2 separate regions of the Mus musculus genome follow, and region 2 is linked to region 1. The links are chromatin loops, found by intact Hi-C in ENCODE. Cell type or tissue: heart. All regions are shown on one strand. Links, peaks and the distances in the headings refer to the core of each region. The heading gives the core; the rest is flanking DNA. Region 1 has its middle 25 kb from the start of Gm33926. Region 2 overlaps Lrrc28 (leucine rich repeat containing 28).

Evidence for each region. Peaks named below come from ENCODE experiments on the same cell type or tissue, not always from the same donor. Only the 100,000 strongest peaks of a DNase experiment are listed, where the experiment ranks them.
Region 2: a loop joins it to region 1, with 1.8 times the contacts of the local background. A loop is called at or near these places in 2 of 42 quality-filtered maps.

What each region holds. Positions count from the first base shown.
Region 1 is chr7:67,459,078-67,471,065 of GRCm38, reverse strand. No RefSeq gene overlaps it. Among named protein-coding and RNA genes, the nearest start is that of Gm33926, 25 kb to the right of the region's middle. In heart, for the core only: no CTCF peak of the experiment used is centred there; DNase peaks (open chromatin) are centred at 7,305, 8,345, 8,995, 9,545 and 1 weaker place; H3K27ac peaks cover 3,573 bases.
Region 2 is chr7:67,507,712-67,519,699 of GRCm38, reverse strand. It overlaps Lrrc28 (leucine rich repeat containing 28), which reads left to right. Exons shown (of 10, transcript NM_175124.5): 10 at 4,522-6,290. The coding sequence ends at 4,594. Among named protein-coding and RNA genes, the nearest start is that of Gm34079, 7.1 kb to the left of the region's middle. In heart, for the core only: a CTCF peak has its summit at 4,529; DNase peaks (open chromatin) are centred at 4,619 and 5,119; H3K27ac peaks cover 381 bases.

The sequences.
Region 1 (11,988 bases), core at 2,681-10,680:
GCTATTAGTCCTAGAAAGAGCTGAACTGAACAAACAGTAGGGACATCAACAAAAGATACTGAGCTACGAGAGGATAGCAGAGTTCTGATGATAGCCATTGATGGGAGTATGGACCAAACTCAAGCCCCAATATTAAATGGGTGATGCTGGGAGTTTTCCTTCCTTCCATTACTCAGAGCCTCTCCTCCACAGTCCTTATACTGGCAGAAAGATCCAGTTCCATAGAATGGGATAAAGTGCTGAAGAATTTGGGAGACTAAGAGAGAATCATCTAGCACTGAGAGGATCTTCACAATTCCTCAGCAACCATGCTGGCTCTTCCCCAAGTCCAGCCACATCCACACTGACATCCAGTCCTCTTGGCCTCTAAAGGCCTTGTTAGAGCGGGGGGGGGGGGGGGCGGGGGGGAGCTAAGCTCCAACAAAGCAGACCGGGCCGTGATGGTTCATGGTGGCATTCTCAAAGTGAAAAGGTGACTGTACATCGAGCACCCCCAACTCAAAGCTCAGAGATCCCAAATGCTTCAACATCCTAAAGTATTAGGATGCCAAAATAATGCCCTATGTGGAAAGTTTAACTCTTGACCCCCACTTAGGGTCACAATAAAAAGAGATGCACCACAAATATTGATTAAAAATTACCTCTGGGCTCTGTGTATGAGGTGTAGTGTGTACAGCATATGAAACGTGAGTGAATGCCGTGTTTAGGTGCAGGTCTCATCTTCAACATACCTCAGTACTCATATGCAAATATTTCAAAATTCTAAAGCCTTCTGGTCCAGGCATTTCAGAGGAGGAATCTTCACATTTACTAACATGCACACCAGGTCCACTCAGCAAACTACAAACTCCATCTCCCCACTCTGACTTATGTGCCCCCATTGATTCTAGAAAGTCTGGTGGTTTACTAACCAGGAAGGCTTTATTCACTGCAAACATACTCCTTGTAGGCAAACACAGGTTTCTCCCTATGGGCCAATCCAGCCATAAGGAACCACTTTCTCCCTGGTTGTCCTTGTATCTTGTCAATAGGAAGATGAAAATAAACGCATTCATAAATGTGCAGGATCTGGGCAGTCTTTGGGCATCAGGAATTCCATATGTCATCTCATTTAATTTAAGCCTCCCGGGCCTGTGGGGAATATGACATGTTACCAGTTGCAAAGATGAAGAATTGGAGACTCAGAGAGGCCCAGAAGATAGGTGGCAGAGTCACAGTTATAACCAGATAACCAAGTGTGCCGGCTAGCTTTATGTCAACTTGACACAAACTAGTCTTCAGAGAGGAGGGATCCTCGATTAAGAAGTACACTTCTATAGATCTGGCTATAAGGCATTTTCTTAATTAGTGATCCAAGGGGAAGGGCCCAGTCCATTCTGAGTGGTGCCATCCCCGGGAAGCTAAAGTCCTGGGTTCTATAAGAAAGCAGGCTGAACAACTCACGAGGAGCAAGCCAGTAAACAGCACCCCTCCATAGCTTCTCGATCAGCTCCTGCCTCCTTCAGGTTCCAGTCCTGCTTGAGTTCCTGTCCTGGCTTCCCTCAGTGGTAAACTTCCGAGTGGAAGTGTAAGCCGGATAAATGCTTTCCTCCCCAGCTTGCTGGGGTCATGGTGTCGTATCACAGCGATAGAAACCCTAACTAAGACACCATCCTGTCTGGCTTCACACCCCAAGCTCTTCCTCATCTATTTCAAGAGAAATGATCAGCATCAAAGGAAAGACTGTATGTGTTCAGAAGGCAGATCTATGCGCACAGAAGACCATTTCCCTACTTTAAGCCATTGTCCTTCACTGGGGCTCAACTCCAGGCTCGGAGACATTCACCCTTCCCTGCATAAGCAGTTTCCGTTTTCACATGGGGCCTTTCTGACTCCCCTCATCAGCTGCTGACTGCTGCTGACTGGGTTTGGTAGCCACATTTTTATTTACATGCAAATTCACAGCAAGCAGCTCACATGTAAATACTATACTAATTATTAAACTTGGATGGCTCATCAGAATGCTGGATGCTAATTGGCTACAAGATTGCCCATAACCCACAGTAGTCTGAATTGGAGCCTCACCAATTTTCACATCTGCATAATAAAGGGAGACTGGAGGCTGGGAAAATGTACACCTATTTTATGTGGTTTCTTCAAGGTCACATAATCTTTTATTCCCTTTCCAATCTGCATATTTATAAAGACCCGTGTACAATTAATGAGACGGAAGATTAAACGGTTGCAGATTAAGAACAAACCCTACTGTTCTGATTAGGGCGAAAGTTACTTAGTCAATCAGATTAGAATTCCAAATTCAAACCAGCTAACGGAGGAGTAACAATCTAACGGGCCCCTCGGGAACGCCACTGGCCGTGGGGACTACTTCTACCTTTGGAAAGATCCCTCGAAATGCCCCTGAAGATGGAACCAAGGAGAGGGAACCAAATCTCATCCTGTCACAAGGAGGCAACCAGCATCCTTTGACTCTGTGGGCCTTAGGAAGAGAAACAGGTTCTCCCCACGTTGATCGTGCAGGCTCCTTGGCGATGTTAGCAGCTTCTTTTGGGATGCTAAGACTAGTTCATCTGTAGACAGTCTCAAAGTGGGAGCCTCACCTGGGCTTTTCCAGATCTTTTGAGGAAGGTTTCCTGGAATGTGATTTTAAACCTTGCATCTGATGACCTGGGACACTGGCCAGGCCACTGTGAGCTTGTCAAGCCTTGCCATCTGTATTGTAATGAGCACACATGGTGACTGTGATGCACAGTTAAGATTGGAAATCACTACTGGTTGGAGCTAGGCAACACAGGGAACTCCTGGAAACTGTGAACATTTTATTTGTTTTGTTGTTGTTGTTGTTAGTTTATTTATTTATTTATTGTGCATGTACACATGTGTGGGCAAGTGCGTGCATATGTATGTGTGTGTGTGTGTGTGTGTGTGTGTGTGTGTGTGTGTGTTTGCACATAGGCAAACATGTGGAGGCCAGAGAATGATGTCTGGTTGTCTTCATCTTGCTCAAGATCGGTTTTTGTTGATGTTGGTGGTGGTAGTTGTTTGAGACAGGGACTCCCACTGAACCTGGAGCTTACTGCTCCCAGCAGTCTTCAGGAGGCCTCAGGAATCCTCCTGTCTCTGCCTTACCCATGCTGGGATTACAGGTGAGCCACATAACCTGGCTTTTTACGTGGGTGCTAGTGGTTTGAATTCAGGTTCTCATGCTTGCTAAGCTCTTTACCCACTGAGCCAACTCCCCGGCTTGACATTTTATTCTTGTGTACATTTTTTAGAGATGAGATCTGAAGCCTCCAGCAAGGTCTAAAAAAGAAAATAATAATAAAAATCTTGAGTCAGAGGAAGTAGACCAAGAGAAGAGAATCCAGCAAATCTTAGGATACCAGCCATAACATAAGCCAGCACAAGGCACAGAATCAAGGTTTAGAGCTGTCCCCAGCTTGCTGGGCTGCAGGCATTGCTTTCCCAACAGCCCTAGTGGGCAAGGGCCAGCAAAGGAGACAGCAACATGACAACCTGCAGGAGATCCCTTCCCAGCAGGAAGGATGCCCCTTTTCCACAAAGTAAGAGACCCTGCCATGGGACTCTTCCCAACCCTGGGTGATTGGAGTTGCCTCTCCAGCCAAGATGACTACTTCTCTCTCTCTCTCTGACATTCCTGCCAGTTCAGAACTCCATCCTGTTTGTTCCTGGAGGACACCTTGCCTTCTCTAGCTTCAGGCTTTTTCACCCCTGGAAAAGGAGCTTTCTCCTGACCTCCTGTCTGGTGGCATGACATCTGCATTTGGGGAAGGGCAGTTGCCCTGTGGGCACCTTTACAAGTAGTTCTGCAGGCCACACCACCATTGTCATTCTGTGCCGGGCCAGGGCAGCCAGCCAGGCGATCTGTCACAATCTGACTCATTAGCAGACAGGGTCTACCTGCAGGACACAGCTAGGTCCAGGACAGCACTCAGGCCCATCGAGATCTCAGGTCCAGATGATGTCCCAACATAGCGCCAAACAGGTAACACACAGTTGCTGTTGTCTTGGAGTAAATGTTCTCATATTTCACAAGGCCTCTGAGGCTTCTGCTCAGCTCTTCCCTCCAAGGAGAGCTTTTTTTAAGGCTGGGGGAAGAATGGAAGGAGGCAGACTGTCTGTCCAGGCAGGGCTGTCTCCCACATTTGGTAAGCCTTTAAACTGGAAGCAACACTCCTGTATTTACCCATCGGTCCCTGCATTCCCCTCTGCTTCAGTTCCCTACCAGTCTGGGGTCAAGATGGCCAGCTTTTAGGGATATAGGAAGGAAAAACCCAGGAGTGTTTTGGCAGTGCTGAGATGTACTGTTGAACCACCCACCAGAGGCCATGACTATTCTCCACATAAAGCCAGGCCCACCACCCTCAGGAGGCCTCACCACCTCCAGGCCTGCCAGGAGACTCGTGTGTCTGAGATGTAGGTGCCTACTCTCTTTTCCTATGGTGGCCTTCAGCCACCCTGCTATGTTGCCATTCCCACTTCCCGCAACCTCACACCTGTTCCTACTGCAGCTGTCTCTGGGCCTTTGGGGGAAGTCCTTGTGGAGGGCTCTGTCCACATCCCACAAAGCAGCAGCTTGGACACCTGCTCTTTGACTCTGATGTTGGTCCAAACCCAAAGCCTCACATGTTATCTTTCAAATTATCCTGTGACCATGGGACCAAAAGGGCTGGGGACAGCTGTCTGTACCTGGGGCATGGCCATACAATCCATACCTCTCCCACAATAATCTGGGGCCTAGAGAATCAGAGAGAAGGAATCCTCCACCTGACTGCTCAGCACAGGACAGGCACAGCCTCTATGTTAGTCTCCTCCAGCTGCCCTCAAACACCCCGGACTGGGTGGCTGGAGCAACAAAAGCTTTCTTTCTAACAGTTCTGACAGCCAAGGTCCAAGTTTAAGATGTTAACAGTTCTTCTAGGGTGTCTCTTCTTAACTCAAATAGTCATTTCTTCTTCTTGTGTCTTTACACGGTCTCTGTCTTCTCTCTGCCTCTCTGTCTCTCTTTGTGTTTCTGTCTCTGTCTCTCTCTGTCTGTCTCTCTCTCTGTGTGTTTCTCTCTTTCTCTCTCTCTGTGTGTATCTGTCCAAATTTTCTCTTATAAGGACACCAGTCAAATTGGTTTAGCAGCCCTCTAAGGACTTCATTTTAATTTAATTATCTCTTTAATTATTTCCAAATATGGTTACATTCCGAGGTTCTGGGAGTAAGGACCTCAACAAGTGAATCTTGAGGAGGAACACAGTGCAGCTCATGATAGGATTTCGGGAGCTCCTGAGTGCCTTGGGACTTGCCAGACTCTGAGACAGAGCCTAGAGCCCTTTTCTGGGAAGCTCCTGACTCTAGGTTGAGAGTCACTGAAGGCGGCAATCCTGCGCAGCCCAGAAAGAGCCTGTGTCTTAGAGGCAGCAGAGCAGGAAGCAGCATGTCTCTCTGGTCCATGCTCCTTTGTTTTTTCACTTTTCTCATGTTAAGGATCAAAGCAGAAATCCCCTAGAGAAGCAAGACTCCAACCTGGTTTTATTAAGCCCTATTTTACAAAGTGAGGCATAGGAAACAGGGGTGGCGGGGGGAGCATTGGCCTTTGAACCATCCATCCCTGAAGCCCACGCTCCTGACCATAAACCTGAAAAAATGGGGCTTGGGGGCACAGAGGGTGAGTTAAAAACATCGAGATAGAGAAAGCTTTCTAAAACATAAATCCAGAAACCACGACATAGAGCATGTTATCTGGAGCAGGAGAGATGGTTTAGCAGCTAAGAGCACTGGCTGCTCTTCCAGAGGACCTAGGTTCAATTCCCAGCACCCACATGGCAGCTCACAACTGTCTGTAATTCCAGTTCCAGGGGGTCCAACATATATTCAGGAAAAACACCAATGTACATAAAGTAAAAATAAATCATTAAAAAATCTTTTAAAAACATTACTATTTAACATTATGCAAAGAAACCCTCTCGTGGCCCCAGGTGACAGTGCTGGCCACTGTCACCGCAATTGGGAGAAGGAAAACGAAGGAGACACTAGGTAAGACCGCTGTCTTTAGTACATAGCAAACATCTCGAAATCAAGGAGAAGCCCAACAACTGACAGGAGAACAGGGTAGCAGGTGGAAGGGAAGAGACTGTTCCCCGAACAAATACTGAGTGGCCGCCCGAATGCAAAAGGACACTCAAAGCCATTCACAGTGGGAGGAGGGCAGAGGGGGTGCTCAGGCTTCTTTCACAAGTGAGAAGGAGAAAAGAGGAAGAGACAGGAGGGTGGGGAAAGAGAAGCGCTTTCACTTTCTGGAAGTGGGTATGAGCTGAGAGAACCCATCTTAGAGGTCCATTTTACATAGTTGCCTGGAAGCAACTAAATAAAAATGCCAAGAAAACACCGTTCTACCAAGTAGTGTCTACAAAACGGACCTGCCCTGAAAACTGACTCACGAGCGTGTTCTTGGTACCCACTTTTAAACATTAAATCCCAGAGGCAGCCTAAAGGCCTCATGCTGAAAGTAGGAATGCTTTTGCCCCAGCAACGGAATTTCACAGGGGAGGACTGAGGGAGGCAGAAGTCAGTACAGACCAAGTCTGAATTTATTAGCGTAAAGGCTATAGCATCTCACACGGCTCAGGTTGGCCTCGGGTTCCCTGCACAGATGAGGATGGCCTTGAACTTGAACCTCTGATCTGCTTGCCTCCTCCCACTGAGTGCTGGAATCACAGATGTGTGTGGTCACACATCTGGTTTATGCAGTGCTGTGGATGGACCCCTGAACTCTGTGCATGCGTGGCAAGCACTCTACCACGGAGCTATGTTACAAGCCCTGCCATTTTTAAAAAAAGAACGATTTTGTCTGCTTTATGAGATAGGGTCTTATGTCTGTCAGATTGGCCTCAAATTCTCTATGTAGCTAAGGAAGAAAGACCTTGTCTTTGGATACCGGATCCTTCTGCCTCTACCTCTCACTGGCGGGATTACAATTGTGCTACATGCCTACCCAGCTCTATTTTGTTTTCTTAAAACATGGCCCTATTCTATAGCCCAGATTGGCCTAGAACTCCTAGGCAACCCTCCTGCTTCCATCGCCAAAAGGCCCATGCCCTGCTCCTTACAACTAATTACAAAACTGAGCCCTGGCCCAGACCCCAAGCTGACTTGTGCAACTTCCCCGTGACCCTCTGCTGTGATTTGTTGTCCTCGCCTTGTCAGTGAGGGGGAAACCACTCCCTGTATGAAGCTCAGTCCATCTGTTTTGTTCTGCCTGTTCTCTCTCCCAAGTGAGGTCAGCCACTCACAGGAAGGACAAGCCACAGCGAGAACAAAGCCCTGAGAGGCTGCAGGACAATGAGCAGACCCCCACCTCTTGAGCCTTTTCTAGAAGATCAAAGTTCCAGACTCCTCCTCCCCGGGGTGAGCACTGTGTGAGCTGAGCATACAATAGGTCGGTCGGCTGGTCGGTCAGTTGTCACAGGCTCTGTTTGCCCACTCTACCTTTCTCCACCGATGACAAGGCGTGACACCACCCTTCTAAATAAAGGTTCCGAGTTCCTGGGACAGCAAACTTGGAGCCTGATTCCTGAGAGCCTATGGCCTGATATTTGGCTCATAAAAAGGACAACAAGGGGCAGGGTGGTGCAGAGAAGGGCTTTAGTGAGGGAGGGAGGGAGATAGGTACCTCTTCAAAGATTGAAGTCAAGATCCCAGGGAGAGCATTCAGGTCACCCCAGGAAGAAACCCCCTCCTTCAGGAGTCCAGGGTGAGCCATAATCCCTGCTCAGAGTCTCATTTCTTTAAACCTAAACGAAGGGAAAGGGGTCACACCCACAGTATCCTCTCAACCAGCACCCTGAGAAGCTGACGGCCGGCTGACCAATGCGCAGGGGCAGGGACATTTTGACCTTTGTTCCCTGCTTCAAAATGAAGTAGCACAGGGCTTGTGGTCACATACCTGCTGAGTGAGTGATGGGCTCCTTGGGACACATATGAAGAAAGTCACAAGCCTAAAGAGGGGCTGTGCACTCAGGAATGCTGTCCTTTCCCTCCTCCCCTCAAAGCTGTGACCCCATTCTCCTCGCTCCATCCTTTATGCTCTCCCTCCATCTCTGTTTTCCACAGAGGGGAAAGGCGTTTTGATTATGAAGCATTTCTGGGGCTGCTTAGGTCTGCCAAGTGCTGGGCTCTTCGTTAGCCCCCCTTCTCAGCCTCTGCCTGAGTGGAGACAGCAGCATTATCTCTTCATTACAGGTTTAGGAGCGCTGACCAAGAAAGGTCAGAAGGCTGCCTGCCCAAGGTCAGACACCCTGCAGCCCAGGGTATGACGGAGGCCCTGCCTGATTCTCCAGCACGGAGCTTGGGAGCATTTGGGCCACAAGAGCTGGATCAGAGCTCCAGTCAGTCTCTGGAGCCAGAAACTGCTGGAGGGAGACACGGACACCCACTGGAAGAGGTGAGGCTGCAGATGTGATCGGCGTGGGGAAGTCAGACAGATAAGAGCTGAGGGACCAGACAGGCAGGCTTCAGTTTTGGTACTTAGACTAGACTTTTAACCCACAGCCCCATGCAAATTTGATTCATTGGACAGTCAGAGAAGAGTATGGAAAAGGAGGCCTTCAAGCACAGGGCTACATCCACAGGGCTCATCAAAGATGCTCGAATGAGTCTTCCCGGTCAGGGACTCTGCTCCTGATGGCACAGCTTTTGGATGTGTTCTCTGCTTTTTGTATCCAGGACACTCTGGAGTGGAAAGCCTATTCTGCCCTCTAACAGCCTGTGGGCAGGGTCACTGTGACCTGGCCATGGGAGTGTTGGAGGAGAGCCAGCCCAGAGTTGTCACAGTCCACTGTGGCCAGCAGAAAGCCCACTCTACTCTTGCCCCAGAGCCTGCCTCACCACCTGGGTTGTGTTCCAAGCAGCTGGGCTTTGGGGAAGCTGGGACTTGGAGAGAATCCATTTGACCAGTGAGCTGCACGTGGCCGGGTGCCGGGGCGCCTGGGGAAGTGTGGTGTTCCAGACATGGTCACCGCCCTGTCTCCTCACCACTTCCTGCCCGAATGCAGAAGCTGAGTCTGACTGGGGTAGGGATCTGGTGACTAAGGACAGAATGGATGCTAGGGACAGCAGAATGGGGAGCTCCAGGTTCGCAGTGCTCCCTCTCACAGCTCCACAGTGCTCCCTCTCACAGCTCCATCTGCCTCCCCCGCACCTGACCTCCTTCTGCAAGAAGCAAATCTTCTATCAGGTTAAATGCCTGCAGCTGGGTGTGCTCAGGAGACAAAGAACAGAAACTGAAGATGTATGGTGTAGGGTCCATCAGAAGAGAGCCTCTTGGGTACGCTCAGCTTTTGTTGGAATCTGCTCTTTATCTGGTCGAGCCCTACAGTTAGGCTCTGACATATATCCCTTGTCCCCAGCTGCTAGGAGCTGGGTGGTACATTCACCCACATCCTGATCTCTCAGCTACAGCACAAACCCCCTTGACTAAGCCTTCTTCTGCACAAGGCAACTGTAGGCCAATGGGGAGACAGTCCGGAAATGTGTTATGTCTGCCCTGTTCTCCCTGGATGAGCAAGCTGACCCCCCATGACATTACTTGCCAGGGGATATGGCAGAGATGAAACTAGAATCAGGTGCACACAGAAGCATTTCCTGGTCCTACCCCATGGCTGACTTGGTTACCTGCAGAAGACTCCAGGAATCTGTGTGGACTACCATATCCCCCAACAGCCAGCTTGGTTCTGTTGTACACCAAAGCCCAAGAAACTCTTCCTAGCCAAGGAAAGGGCAGACTGTGGAGTGTCATGGGCAGCCGTCCCATTATGAGGTGACCTTCAGGTTCTAATTGGGAACCAACCGTAAGACAAGCCCTCCAGAAATTTTACTCTACCCTGAGACAGTTGAAAATCCTGATGCACAGCCTGAACCCCGCCAGCGAACCCCAGATTACCGAGGGTTAGACCCAGTTTCCCGCACTTAAAATTTTAAATTAATACATATAAATCTAAAACTTACACACATTAATGGGGAACCATGGAATGTGTCCTCATTGCTTAGTGTTTATCTCCTTGAACATTTAGGCATCAGCACACTTTCAAGTTCCGGAGGTGATTCTGATGAGGCCAACAGCCACCTGCTTGCATGCTTTCCAAGCCAGCAGGCATCTCATCCTGCAGGAGGGCTGTGAACCAGTCAGACCCTTTTCCTTAGGTTCTGTTTTAAGATCTGCATTTCTAAGATGCTCCTAGGCAATACTGGTGCTTCAGGAGTGAAGCCAATGAGGTAGAAGAAGAGGCAGAGGAAAAGCCACACGTAGATCCCAGTAGCCATCGTTAAGGTGTGACGGAGGCTTTCCAGAACAGGTCCTACCTGGTCCTATTTACCTAAGTGGTGACATGCTGCTCCCCGGGGCAGGTTCTTCCACACACCCAAGCTATGCATGGGAACCTACCCTCTTTCTTTGAGTCTAATTGCTGCTATATAGATGGGGAATTGGGACCTGGTGTTCAGGGCCCTAGGGAATGGCTGGGCAAGTTACACACCATCAGGAGCCACCATCCCATGAGCCTGAACTATGCCCTCTTCCTCCCACTTGTTGTCAAGCCTAAGAGGCTTCCTGCTTAAAGCCCAGCAGGTCGCCATGGAGATTTTCATAGCGTGCTTCCAAAAACCCAATGCCTATGTTTGCTTTAACTGTTCAGCAATGCCCCTTGGTGTTTTCCAAAGGAGCTGTCTCTTCCTTGTGGCCCCTAATGATGGGATGGTTAGATCTGGCTTGTGGTACATGGGTGGTACCCACCAGACTTCATCCTCCATCCTACTTAGCCTGGCTGACCCAGACAACCCTGCACTAGGTTCTTGGCTTGGGAGGAGCCCAGGGCCTCCCTCGCTGCCACCACACATTTCTGATTCCGTCTCCTCCCCAGGGAGATAAACCTGCTGGAGGAATTTGTTTTCTCAGGCAGTGCACACTGCATCCCACAGAAGTGCAGCTGAGTCACTGTGCTGGTTTCCTCCGAGAGCCGCCTCCCTTCCAGCCTGCTCAGGCTTCTCCTTTCCGGGAGGCGCTTCCTGACCTGACTACGTGTCCTGGGTGGTTCTGTCTTGTGATCCGAGACCAGCTGCCACCACATTCCTTCCATGACACTTGGCTGGTGTGGGTGGGCAGCTGTGAGTGGGCTCTTATCGGTGGGGCCCCCCACTACAAAGAGAACTCAGCGGCCCAGGAGGCCAGCTGGTGGGGGACAAAGGTCCACAGGCATCCCACAGGGAGAAAGAAGGTGGGAAGAGCTCGTTGGGGGTTGTGGGACCATCCGACTTATGAGATGGGTGCCACCTCTATGGGGTGTGAAGATGCTGGAGAAGAATGCGCAAGTCAACTGGTGCCAGCATTCTTGATGCTGAGATCAGGGCTCATAAAGCCAAGCAACCTCTCCCTCACTCGCACTCAAGACTTCACCCCAAACCTCCCTCTTCCCAAAACCTTATCGGCTCCACCCTTTCCTCGTTCAACTGATCAGTCATAACCATGTCCTTTCCATGCTTGGGAGGTTTCTCTCACTGCCTACATCCCAAACTCCTAGACCTCCTACTTGTTATTGGCATGAGTTTGACTGGGCGACTAGGCACTGTCACCAGTAACTCTAAACTCTAGCCAGAGCCATGGGCACTGTGGTAATCTCTCTCTCTCTCTCTCTCTCTCTCTCTCTCTCTCTCTCTCTCTCTCTCTCTCGCTTGCGCGTGTGTGTGCGCGCGCATGTGCAGACAAGCTTTTTGGCCTCCAACCCCTCCCTCCAGTGTGGAGATTCCCACAGGGGTCATTGATAGACCAGAGTTAGGATACAGGGCTGGCAACATCTTTCTCCAGATGTTGCTTTGGGGAAGGTCTACAGATGCCCGGTAACTGGGCTAGTCCCAGAAGTTTCCTGAAGATGTCAGCCAGGGAGCTGTGTTCTAACTGGGTAGACCCACTTTCTTGAAGATCAAGCCTCA
Region 2 (11,988 bases), core at 1-8,000, 51 kb before region 1:
GGGCAGCTACACTCGTGTACACAGCCCCACACAAACACACACAAACAAGTAAAGCTAAAATAAATCGTGAAAGGCAGAGTCCACTTTTATCAGCTAATTCTCCAAAATGCATTATACACTTAATATCTTTTGTGTCTAAAGCCATTTTACTTGTGACTTATACAAATGTATATATCCCAATGTCGAATAAAAATAACTACAGGTAGAGTTCTGACTTTAGTAACAGAGAAGGGTGGAAACATTGCTCAGCATCGGAGTGCTTGCCTAGCATGTGAGTCCCTAGACCCTACCACCCCACACTATCAAACAAAACTTACCAGCAATGGAAACTAACAAAAAGCGTATATAATTTCCTACAGTAAGAAAAACAATTCCAGCCAGGCTTGGGGGTTCAGGACCAGGGAGTAGATGAGGCAGAGGATTGCAACTCCAGCATCTTCCTGGGCTGTTGAGTAAGTTCAAGGTTAGCCTGGAAAACATAGTGAGAAAAAAGGCCATGTCTCAAAGTGGAAAGTAAAAGCTGGAGACAGATCAGGGCAGAGCACACTTGCCTAGCACTGGCCGTGCTGCAATTCCCTGGGACCACAAAGGAGAGCTCGGCAAAGCCAAGTTTCCTTACTGCCCTTTGTCTTTTAAAGACAGGTTTGCTTAATTTAGTTGGTTTTGTTTTGTTTGTTTGTTTGTTTGTTTGTTTGAGACAAAGTCTCTGTCTGTCTCTGTCTCTTGGTTTCTCAAGACAAGTTATCTCTGTGTAGCCTTAGCTGTCCTGGAACTCACTTCATAGACCATGCTGGCCTTGAACTCGGAGATCTGCCTTCTGTGCCTCTTGAGTACTGGTATTAAAGGTGGCATCACATCTGGCTTACTCTGTAGCCCAGGCTAACATTGAACTTGTGATGGTGCCACCTGCCCTTTAAGGTGGGTCTTCTACCTCAATTAATTTAATCTAGAAAATCTCTGACATGCCCAGGGGATTGGTTCCATGATGATCCTAAATCCTGCTGATCAACAGCGTCGATCAGCCATCTCTGTTACGTACACTCATGCAGCTTTTCTAAGATCCTGGTTCATTTCATCGATCTGCCTCTCACCCAGCATCAACCTGCAGCTGTCATAGACTTAACACAAGGAGAGTTGACAGCTTATTTCCTTCTTCTCTTGGAAGTTGTTTTAGCTCATTCTTGGGTCTACGTTTTTTTGTTTTAGTTTTTGCTTTTTAGCTTATTCTTGGGTCTGGTTGGTTGGCTGGCTGGCTGGTTTTGTCTCCAAAACCCCTTTTTAGATTTCCTATGAGAATTACATTTAGCCCAGAGATCAGTTTGCTCAGAACTGATGTCTGCAGTCCTGGACCTACTGATGAGTGTGGTGTGTCTCCACTAACAAGGCTTTCCTTTATTTCTTTTATCAGCAACTGATGATTATTAGCATTCAGATGCTAAAATGCTTTGTTTATGCCCAGAGATTTGGTTTTCTTTTTGTAGTCATAAATGGTAGTTTTACTTCAATTTCCATGTGTTCATTGTTAGTATAAAGAAATACAATTTGTTTTTGCAACTGTCTTATTGCTGTTGCTTACTAGGTTTTTTTGTTTGTTTTTTGTTTGTTGGGTTTTTTTTTTTTTTTTTTGTACATTACAAGGATTTTTCTGCATAGCCAGAACATAAGACCTTTACTTCTGTTTGCCTTTTTCTTGCTCTATGGCAGAGGTTAGACTTTCTAGCACTCAGCTGTGGTTCTGAGAGGAACTCCTTGCTTTTCTCATCTGTCATCTTAAGGGAACACCGTTTGCTCTTTCGTTGCTAATACCATTTAGGGTGAGAAGTGTATGTTGTCAAATGCTTTGTCTTCCCATCTCCCTCCCCTTCCTCCCTTCTTTCCCCTCCCTCCTTCTGCCTCTCTCCCTTCCTTCCTCTCTCCCCTGCCGTCCTCTTTCTCTCTTTATTTTATTTTGTATATTACTGCCTGCATATATGTATATGCACACATACATGCCTGTTGGGTCCTCTAGACTGGGATTACAGATAGTTGTGAACCACCATGTAGGTGCTGAGAACTGAAACCAGGTCCTCTGCAAGAGCGACAGTGTTCTTAACCTCTGAGCCATCTCTCCAGTCCTTTCTTTCTTTAGAGGTACAGGTCTTATTCTGTAATCATGGTTGGACTAGAACTCACTATGTAATCCAAGCTAGCCATTAATTCATGACCGTTGTCCTGTTGTATCCTCTCAGCTCTCGTCTTCCCAGCATGAAGCACTACTCCCAGCTTAAATGCTTTGTATAAGTGTTATTAAGATCACATGATTCTCCTTAGTTAGCTTGTTGACGCATTGATAGATTCAACTATTCAGCCCCTTACATGCCCAGAGTGGCTCTCCCTTGATCTCTGTGTATAGTCTGTTTGTTTGTTGTTTTAATCCCTTTTGATGTTACTTGTTGAGTAACTTTTAGTCTATTCTCATGAGAGATGTTAGTCTATAATGTTCTGGGGCTCAGGTTTTGTTTGTTTGGTTTCTGTTTGATTTGGGAGTCAAGCAAATATTGTCCTCATGAGTTGGAAACTCTTCCTTTCTGTAAAGGAAATTGTATTAAAGCCTTATTGGTCTTTACTTGTTAGGATTTAACTGTTAGGGTCTAAGAAACCCATCTGGTAATGGAATATCTTTTAAATGACAAATCCAACCTCTTCAGTGGTCACAGGTTCCATGGGTTAGCAGAGGTGAATTCTGGCCATTTGTGTTCTTCAAGATAATGATCTTCTAGGCTGACAAGTTTATGTATTGAAAAATGTTCATACTGTCCCTTATGTCTCTCTGTGGTACTACAGGCCTTGAGTATTGGTGACGATGGGTCCTGCCTCAATAGAGAGGCTAGGCACTTCCTTCTCCAGCAGCCACCCTACGGGAGGCCATTGAAACCTTTTTTATGTAAGAGAACATTAATGTTCTTAGGAGATAGATTGGTTTCCAATATGATGAAATTTCTAAAGGCTCAAGATTCTTAGATTAGTTCTGTTCAAAGCCTTAAGTTCCTGTCCTCATCAACCCAGATCTTTGCCTTACCTAAAGACCTTCACATAGCCCTTTCCCAGCGCTAAGCAGTAATTGATGCACAGGTGGGCCAGCTTCAGTTGGGATCCACAGCACCTACATAAAGTGGTGTTGGCAGACCACCTTGTCTGTAATTCCAGTCCCCAGGAAAAGTGAGCCAAGCAGCCAGTCTAGTTGAACTGAGAGCTCTAGGTTCAACCGAGGAACCCCTGCCTCAGTATACAAGGCGGGAAGATCAAGGAAGATGCACTGTATCTGCATCTGGTCCCCACATTTATGCATACACATGCACATTCAAACAGGCACCCACACTACACACACTTACATATGAAAAACAAGATACCTTTAGTCTGGTATCTGATTTGCTATCCTCTGAATGTGGGCTTCAGCCATATCTTTTAGCTCATGAGAAAATTATTTTTTAAGGGTCACCATAGAAATTCTCTCACTGTGTCTTGAACTGGGGCTGGAAGACATTAAGCATATCTGAGTTTTGGTTAGTTAGTTTGGTTGGTCTTTAATTCTGTTCAGTCAGAACTGGCTCTCTCACCCCACAGACTTCCATGATGCTGTGGCTTTTGAGTGTTCCAACTGCTCGCTCTCCCAGAGCCTTGCCACTCTCTGTCACTCCATCTGACATTTTGAGTGCACATGATGAGCAGTGCAGCTTCAAGGGAGAAAGGCAGAGTTAGGATTCAGTGCTGAGCAGTCAGCACAGGCCGTCCTGGGAAAACAGCAAAGCACTCTCCCCACACCAGACGTCGGCTCTCTGGGTGGGAAGAGGAGCCTCTACGAGCCTGTGCTGTCCAAAGCACATGAGGATCCCCAGGGAACTCGTGACTCACCAGGCAAAGGTGCCCAAGCAGGAGAAGAGCATCTCCATTATGTAAGACCTTGGAGTCACATAAGCCTTCTGAAATTATTCTGTGAGCGCTCTGTGCGAATGCGTGAGGATGGATTCCTTCAGATGGTAGGGAGGACTCACGCTCTGCAGCCTGTGTGTTTTATAGCTAAATTGGTGGTGCTTTTTCTTTTTATGTTGTTGTTGTTGTTGTTTTCGTTTTGAGACAGGGTCTGACTCTGTACCTCAGGCTGCCCTGGAACCCATAGCAATCCTCCTGCCTCAGCCTCCAGGTAATGGAAATATAGATGTGAAAAAATATACTTAGCTGAGACTTTTATAATGTATTTCATGTTCTTTGATTGCCCTTTAGAAGATGAAAAAGCTTAGCTGTTAACAGGTATGGTTGTCATCCAAACCCTCTAACAGAAGGGGCACACATGCACACACACGCCTTACCTGCAGCCTGGGCTTAGATTGAAAACGGCACCTTACATTTCTACAATGCAATCTGCTATTCATGCCTAGTCACTTGTTCTAACAAAGAATGAAGTGTCTCCAGTGGGGAAGAACCAGACGCTGCACTCCTGAGCTAACAGTGTTCCTCTCTCCCTCTGTCTCTCCCCACCCCCAGGAGGACAAGTATTGGCTTCGTGGCTTACTGCTGCTCCACCCAGTGTCTGCGGACTTTTAACCTGCTGTGTTGATAAACACTCGAGAGCCTTAGGAGCACTGCCAGCTCAGCCACTGCGACTGCCTTCCATCGCCAGTGTGTGCGGCCAGGCCAGGAGAGTCCAGCCAGGCAGGACAGACCCTTCCATCCTGCCTGCCCTGTCCTGAGGAGGGCCGTGCTGAACTCTGGGAATGTCCTGATTGGGCTTCACAACTAAAAGGCCTTCGCTTTTCCCTCAAGTCGGAATACATCCTCCCCCAAATGAAGGACGTGTTGTCTTCTGTGTTTTTCTTTGTATGTGAGTGTGTCTCATATATAAACTTAGTCAAATGAGCTTCCCCACATCTAATTTAAAGCGAGCTGCAGTTCCCTGAAGAACTCTTAATTTGATAATAGAACCAAATTAACTGTTGGATGACATACGTTTGGTGATGATCCTGCCTTCCCCCAGAGGATGATTTCCCCTGGAGATTATTCTTAGGAGCTTCTCCATTGGAAACTTGTCACTTTCTAGAGTCTCTGCAACGCCTATGGCCTCAGCAGCCAGCATAGCAGGGCAGGGTGCCCGGGCTGGAGCAGCTAGGCTCCTGCAGAGGCACAGCTGGCTCCAGAGCACACGCCCTCTGGAAACTTCCTGTCTTATTTCTAAGTTTTGCAACCTAGGAAGACATTTTTTGAGAGGGATTTAAAAACAAAAATGTAGACACAAATTAAATATACTTTTGTTCTAAACTACTATAGAAAAAGAAGTTTTGAATTTTTTTTTTTTTTTTTTTGCTAAGATTTTCCTATAATTGGGAAGTTTGAGGCATCTGATGCTCTGCTGTGGATGGGGCTTAGTGGTATTTACCCGGTACATGAAATTGCCTTCATTTTCCTCTGACTTCTCCCTAGGGAAACAGAAGGAATGAACGGGTCCACATCCCACCTTTGCAAAAATCCCATGAGCTTTCCCTTGCCAGAGAGATGAGCTCTCTGGGGGGACAGCTGATTGGCTCTTCCTCTGAAAGGATGCCACCATAATCTGTTTTACTTTCAGGTGTTCGTTGGGCTGCTTTGGGGGGGGGGTAAAAGTTCTCTGTTTACTGGTATGATTTATGTAAGACAAGACTGAAAGGGGAATCAAGAAGGCTTGCTTGGTGGGAAAGCTATTTCCCAAAACTTTGGTTGGTGACATTTTGTTAGCCAGCCTGACTGTAATTCTAGGCTCTAACAGTGCCAAAAATCCTACATAGTTACTGACAAGTGTGTGATCTCTTTGCAGTCACACCACCTGCTGCCTGAAAAGCAGACTCTTCCAAGTAATGGCAGAGGCAGAAAGCGGCCATGCATGCCATGTGTGGCCACTGTCCCTACTTCCTCCCGTCCCTTTCACAACTTGCTCTGTTCAGCCTTAATATTTCAAAGGCCTACAGTATAATAGGAGCTGAGCGTCTGGATCAAGTGTATCTCTTCTTTCATCCTTTCGGAAGAATGGAAGTTTCAGCACAACCCCGACATGTATATAAGCTGAAGGCAGGAAAATGTGGCCTGACACTTCACATCCGTGCTTGACTTAATTGAACGACAGGGAAACACAGGGCTGCATCTGTGTTTTGCCCTCGACCATCTTATGTCTTAAGTGGAGCTATGAAATGTCACCCTGATACTCAGGAATTCTCATTGAGAGAAGGTGTGGGATACTTTTGTTCTAACTTGTTTAAATTCTTAATAAAGGTGTTTACACTCCAGGTGTCTTCTCTCCTCCTGTTACTGCAGTGTACTGAACCACAGCAGGGCCTGGACACACAACCTCTAGGCTGTCACTCTCAACCTTAGGGTACAGTATCTGGACTTAATTGATGAGAAGTAGAACTTACAAGGTGGTTTCTCTGGTGCTGTTCCTCATGGAGACCTTGTGCTGGACTCCCTGACATCATCATTAATCTTTTGCTATTATAAAAAGCTGCTATCAACCGAGGGGATCCTGCCTGTATGCTGTGTACTCCAGTTGTGTCTAAAGCTTTGGGAAAAAAGCAAGACTTATTTTGTATCTTCTTTCCTCCCTCTCCCTCGTTCCCTCCCTCCCTCTGTCCTTCTCTCCCTCTTCCCCCTTCCTTCTTCTCCCTCCCTTTCCTGGAGATACTGCATGCTGAGTAAGTACCCTATTGCTGAGCTATACCTCCAGCCCTATATGTTGTTTCTTCTGATCAGATAGACAGATATTTCATACAATAATAATAATATAATAAGGCTGCTTGGAAAATGTAATCTGTTTAGGTAAGTTTTCATCTTCATCCCATGTGTGGTTGATTAATGCTAAGTTAAAAGCTAAGCTAGCCTTTGAGGACAGGTCTTTCTATGATGTATAATCGAACCAAAGAGGCCTTTTTAGTTGATTCTCCACTGATGCTTTTCAGTATAATTGTTACCATAGCAAAAAAAAGTCCTGATTACATTAACATTGTGCAAGTGAAAAATTCTGTATTTTCAACTAGTATATATGTGTAATAGATATACATATTGCATATGTGTAATTTAAATGTTGACAGTTTTATGCATTTATATAGTAACTTTTAGTTGTTGAGGAGTTTCAACTCTGACTGGCAGAGCAGAGTGGTGAACTGGGCTTGCTCTCTGGTCCTCTTCTTGAACCACTTTTGGTCATGAACACTCACGACAGCCTTTCACAGACAACTCACCGACTGACTGACAAGCATCTCACGTTTGTCTCACATCGAGGATGATGAGTTAAAATACAGTCTAAGAAGAATCCTTCACCACTTTACAGGCTCCACGTGCAATTTTGTTTAAATATATACATGTATTTCACAGTCTCCGGGGACTTTCAAACCAGCTTTAAAGTTATTAGTAAAGTTCAATTTCTCAGGTTGAAAACTCAGACCTTATTTTGACTATAGAAAGCTCAGGTGTGATAAATGCTTCGGTGGAAATTAAAATTTATTTTTAAATTATGAACCCAGATTGGGAATGGACAGACACCATGAAAGCTCCGGTGACTAGATACTGAGACATAATGCACTCTTTATATTTGTGAACTGTAATAGAACCCTGGGCCAGCACATAATTTGAGTTTTGTGATTGCCTTCTAGTTTGCCCCCGTGAAGCTCTGCTGTGTTTCCCCAGGAACTCTGAACATCCTGCCTTTTCTTAAAGCAGAGAGGATTCAACGAGCACATACCCCTGAAAAGAGCTCCATGTTTAAACCCAAGTGTGACTGTCCCCATCCAGGAAGTACCTCCCAGTGACATGAGCTAGTGATCTAAGTGATGCAGGTGTCTGTAGGAAAGGCATTGAGCATAGCCCAGCGACTGTCATCCTCAGAAAAAGACGGTGCTTCTCAGTCTAAGATGCCCTTTGAAGCATGCGGGACTGACTGCATGCTCCTTTGCACTTCAGAGACAGCGAAGTGCTGGCAGCCACAGCGAAGGCGGGACAGAGGGTGGGTTGGAGATCATTTTTACATGTAATTAATACACAAGAGTTACTAGGTTTGGGTTTGTCACTTTGCTGTAGGGAGAGGATTACCTTTTTATCTGTATAAAGACTATCAGGTTTTCTTTCTTCATACTGTCCTAAGGGGGTGTGTGTATGTACATGTACGTACACATACATTCACTTGGAGCATAGTCTTTGTCTAAAATGTGTATTATGTGTAGTTTGGTCATACGCTTATGGAATAATTGATATCTTTAGAATAACTGAACTTGAATTATGTGAATGCTCAGAAACGTAGGTGGTAGAGTCTTCACTGTTTCAAACAAATTCATTTTGTTAAGGGAAAGGGGACATTATATATTTTGGTCAGAGCCAGTAAAGTGGTGGGTAAAAGACATTTGAAAATTCTCCATACTGTATAAAAGCAAAGAGAAAATTGTCCAGGGTGTTAGAATCCACTTTTTTTCAGAACTCAACAATTACTAAAAAGTGCAGCAATCCAGGCAGTGTTTGATGGGCCTCGACAGACTGGGGGGCCTTGATTATAATAACCTGCCCCGTTCCCATCTCTACTGCAGGACACAAAACTGAGCTAGCAGCTGTGCAGGGGCCACACGGTGGGGCAGGATGGCTGGGCCTTTCTCGGGTCCTCATTTCCAGATCATGTGAGCTTGCCAGCTGTGATCACAGCTTTTCCAATGCTACATTTGCTGGGAGATCTTCAGAGAATTGATTACCATGTGGCTGCTAGATCTAGTGGGTGGCCTGTGGAACTAGCCATGGGCTAAGCATTTTAAAGGAATGAGGCAGCCAGAGGGTTTGAGGAAGGAAGCTTTGATGTCCCTTTCCTGAGAGTAGTCAGATGGACACTCACAATGCAGAGCTCTGCATGTCCAGAGGGTCCTATTCTTGTTCAAGAAAGGCCTGGTAGTATCCAAAGCACTTGTCTCAGGTTGCCCTTGAGGTTCTGTAAAAGCAGACAAAGCCAAAAGCAGCATTGTCACCTCTGCATGTTGCAGGATTGCCCCAATGTGTCCCCTGAGTCCCAAGAACGCGTGGTGAGACTTACTGGCTCAGGTAGGGAAGTCTCTGTCCCACCATTAGCTGATCACTAAACCGCCAGAGCAGACACGAGTGCACAATTATCACAAAGATAGAGACACTGCTGAACCACTTAGACTCACTAAAACCAAAGCCACAGCTATAGGAAACCGCTTAGGGGCTGCGTAAGTAGGACCTGAGTCACCACAGTATCCTCCAAAGTGTCCAGTTTTCCAGACCAAAAAAAAAAAAGTAAAACAAATTATGTAAGAAAAACAAGTGGAAACTGTACCTGAAGAAGTCCTGACATCGAATTTTTAGACAAAGACTTTATAGCATGTTAATTTAAATATTCTGAAGTATAGAAAACACATGTCTAAAAACACCAAAGGCAGGAACCAGGATGTAGCTCTGTTGGTAAAAGCGCCTTCCTGGAACATGTGAAGCCCTGGGTTCCATGGTGGCAAATATCTGCAATCCCCAACTTGGCAAGTAGAGGCAAGAAGGTTGTCTGTCTCAGTTACCCCTACAGTGTTTCAGGCCAGCGTGGGGAGAGTGCAAAAGTGATGTTTACCAAATAGAAAATATGAAACGTAAATTCTGAAGCCGAATGCACTAACAACAGTGAAAACTTGACAAGCTGCGTCCAACATGTTTGAGCTGCCAGAAGAGCAACAAGACTTTGGTCAGTTAAGATGATCCATTTCCAAGCCAGGTAGTGGTGGCAGCGGTGGCAGGCCCACACCTTTAATCCCACTCCAGAGGCAGAGGCAGAGGCAGGCAGATCCCTGAGTTCAAGACCAGCCTGGTCCATAGAGTGAGTTCCAGGATGGCTAAGGCTACACAGAAACCCTGTCTTGAAAAAAAAAAACCCATTATTAAAGGACAGAAACGAAAAGGATGAAGAAAAATCCTCTCAGACCTGTGCTCTGAACTTCAGCTTACATGGACTTTTAAAAAGGCGAAGACGAAAACAAATTGTAAATAGCCAAAGACTCCAGTTGGGTGAAAAATCACTGATTGGCAACTCGGGAAGCTCTGTATACCAAGAAGTCACATAGTCATGTTATCAAAGGCAGTCCTGAGATAGGGAAGGAGTAGCTGCATTTTAGGTGATCTTCACAAAAGCATGGAAACCGGAAGATAGTGGAATTACATATTCAAGAGCAGAAAGTAAATGACTATCAAATAAGAACTCAGTGTTCCACCTGTCATCAGAAGCAAAAGCAGAGTTAGAGCATCCCAGATGAGTTAGCAGGGGCACATTTCCATGCAGTGATGCAACCAGGGTTCATCAGGCTGACATGAGCAAAGACAGTAACATATCTACACAGAGTGCCGGTAAAGGTAACTCTTTAATGTATGATAACTTCAATTCATTATTCTGCATAATCCTCTTGCTCTCCTGACTTAAAAAGCAACTATATAAAACAATTATTAATCTGTGGTAATGGTCATACAGAAACAATTTAACCAAAGTGCAAAGCCAGGGGACAGAAAGTTACATGGCATTCTAGTTAGCTTTCTTTTGCTGTGATAAACACCATGACCAAAAGCAACTTGGCCAGGTGTCTTAGGGTTTTATTGCTATGAAGAGACACCATGACCAAGGCAACTCTTATAAAGGGAAACATTTGCAGTTTCTGAGGTTTAGTCCATTGTTGTCATGGTGGGAAGCATGGCAGCATCCAGGCAGGCATGGTGCTAGAGAAGGGGCTGAGAGTTCTACATCTTAATCCACAGACAGCAAGGAGGGACTGTCTCACTGGCCATAGCTTGAGCATAGAAGTATATTTAGTATTGCCAGCATACTAGATGCACTTTTGCAGAAAAAGACACAATATTAATATTTTATCTTTTATATTGAATATCAAAATAATCTTAAGAGGATTACACTTCCTAATTTCAAAACTTGCTACAATGCAATAATCGCACAAAGATACACATGTAGATAATTAGGATAAAATTGAGATTCCAGAAATCAATCCCTACATTTATAATCAACTCAGATTTGTCAGTGGTTCCAAGATAGTTTGATGAGTGAATATATAGCCATTTTTAAAATATCAATAATACTGCAATAGTGGTCATATGTAACAGAATAAAATTAGACCCCCGACTCATACAATATCTAAAAAAAATTCTAAATGGACCATAGACTTCAATTTAGGAGCTCAAATAAAGCTCTTCGAAGAAAAATGAAAGAATAAACAAACCTTCATGCCATTGGGCTTCAGGGGTAATAAAAAAAGATGAATTCTACTTGATCAAAATTTAAAAATGCCTCAAATGACTACCAAGAAAGAAGGCTGCACACTGGGAAGCCACTCTGAGCCATATATCTGATGAGGGTCTATGTCCAGAATTACTCTGATTCAACAAGAGAGAAAAACTGCCCGCTAAAGGGACAAAAAATTTGAATGAATGTTTCCCAGAGAAGATTGGCTGTAAACATCCAAAACCAAGAGAAAAGAAGCTCACCATCAGAGCCATTCGGGAAGCAGTGAGAACCAGGAGCCACCACTTGGTCCTTACCATTTTCCTAAATGGTGAGCAATGATGTTGACAAGAAGGGTGGCGAGTGGCTCTGGCATCACTGCTGGTAGAATATACAGTCCTGCTTAATGTTTACAGGAAGTAGGCTCACCGTGCCTCCAATGGCTAACCGGAGACAATAGTGCGTGCTTTCCCTAACTACTCAAAAGTGGGCACAACTCTAATGTCTGTGGATGTGGCTCAATAAAGTGCAGTATCTCCACGTGGCGTGGCGTGGCGTGGTGTGTGGTGTGTGGTGTGGTGTGGTGTGGTGTGGTGTGGCGTGGCGTGTGGTGTGGTGTGGTGTGGTGTGGTGTGGTGTGGTGTGGTGTGGTGTAGTCCAGACATAAAAATGAATAAGCTACTAGCAGTGGGTACTAGCAGTGGATACAACATGGAGAGACCCTAAACACA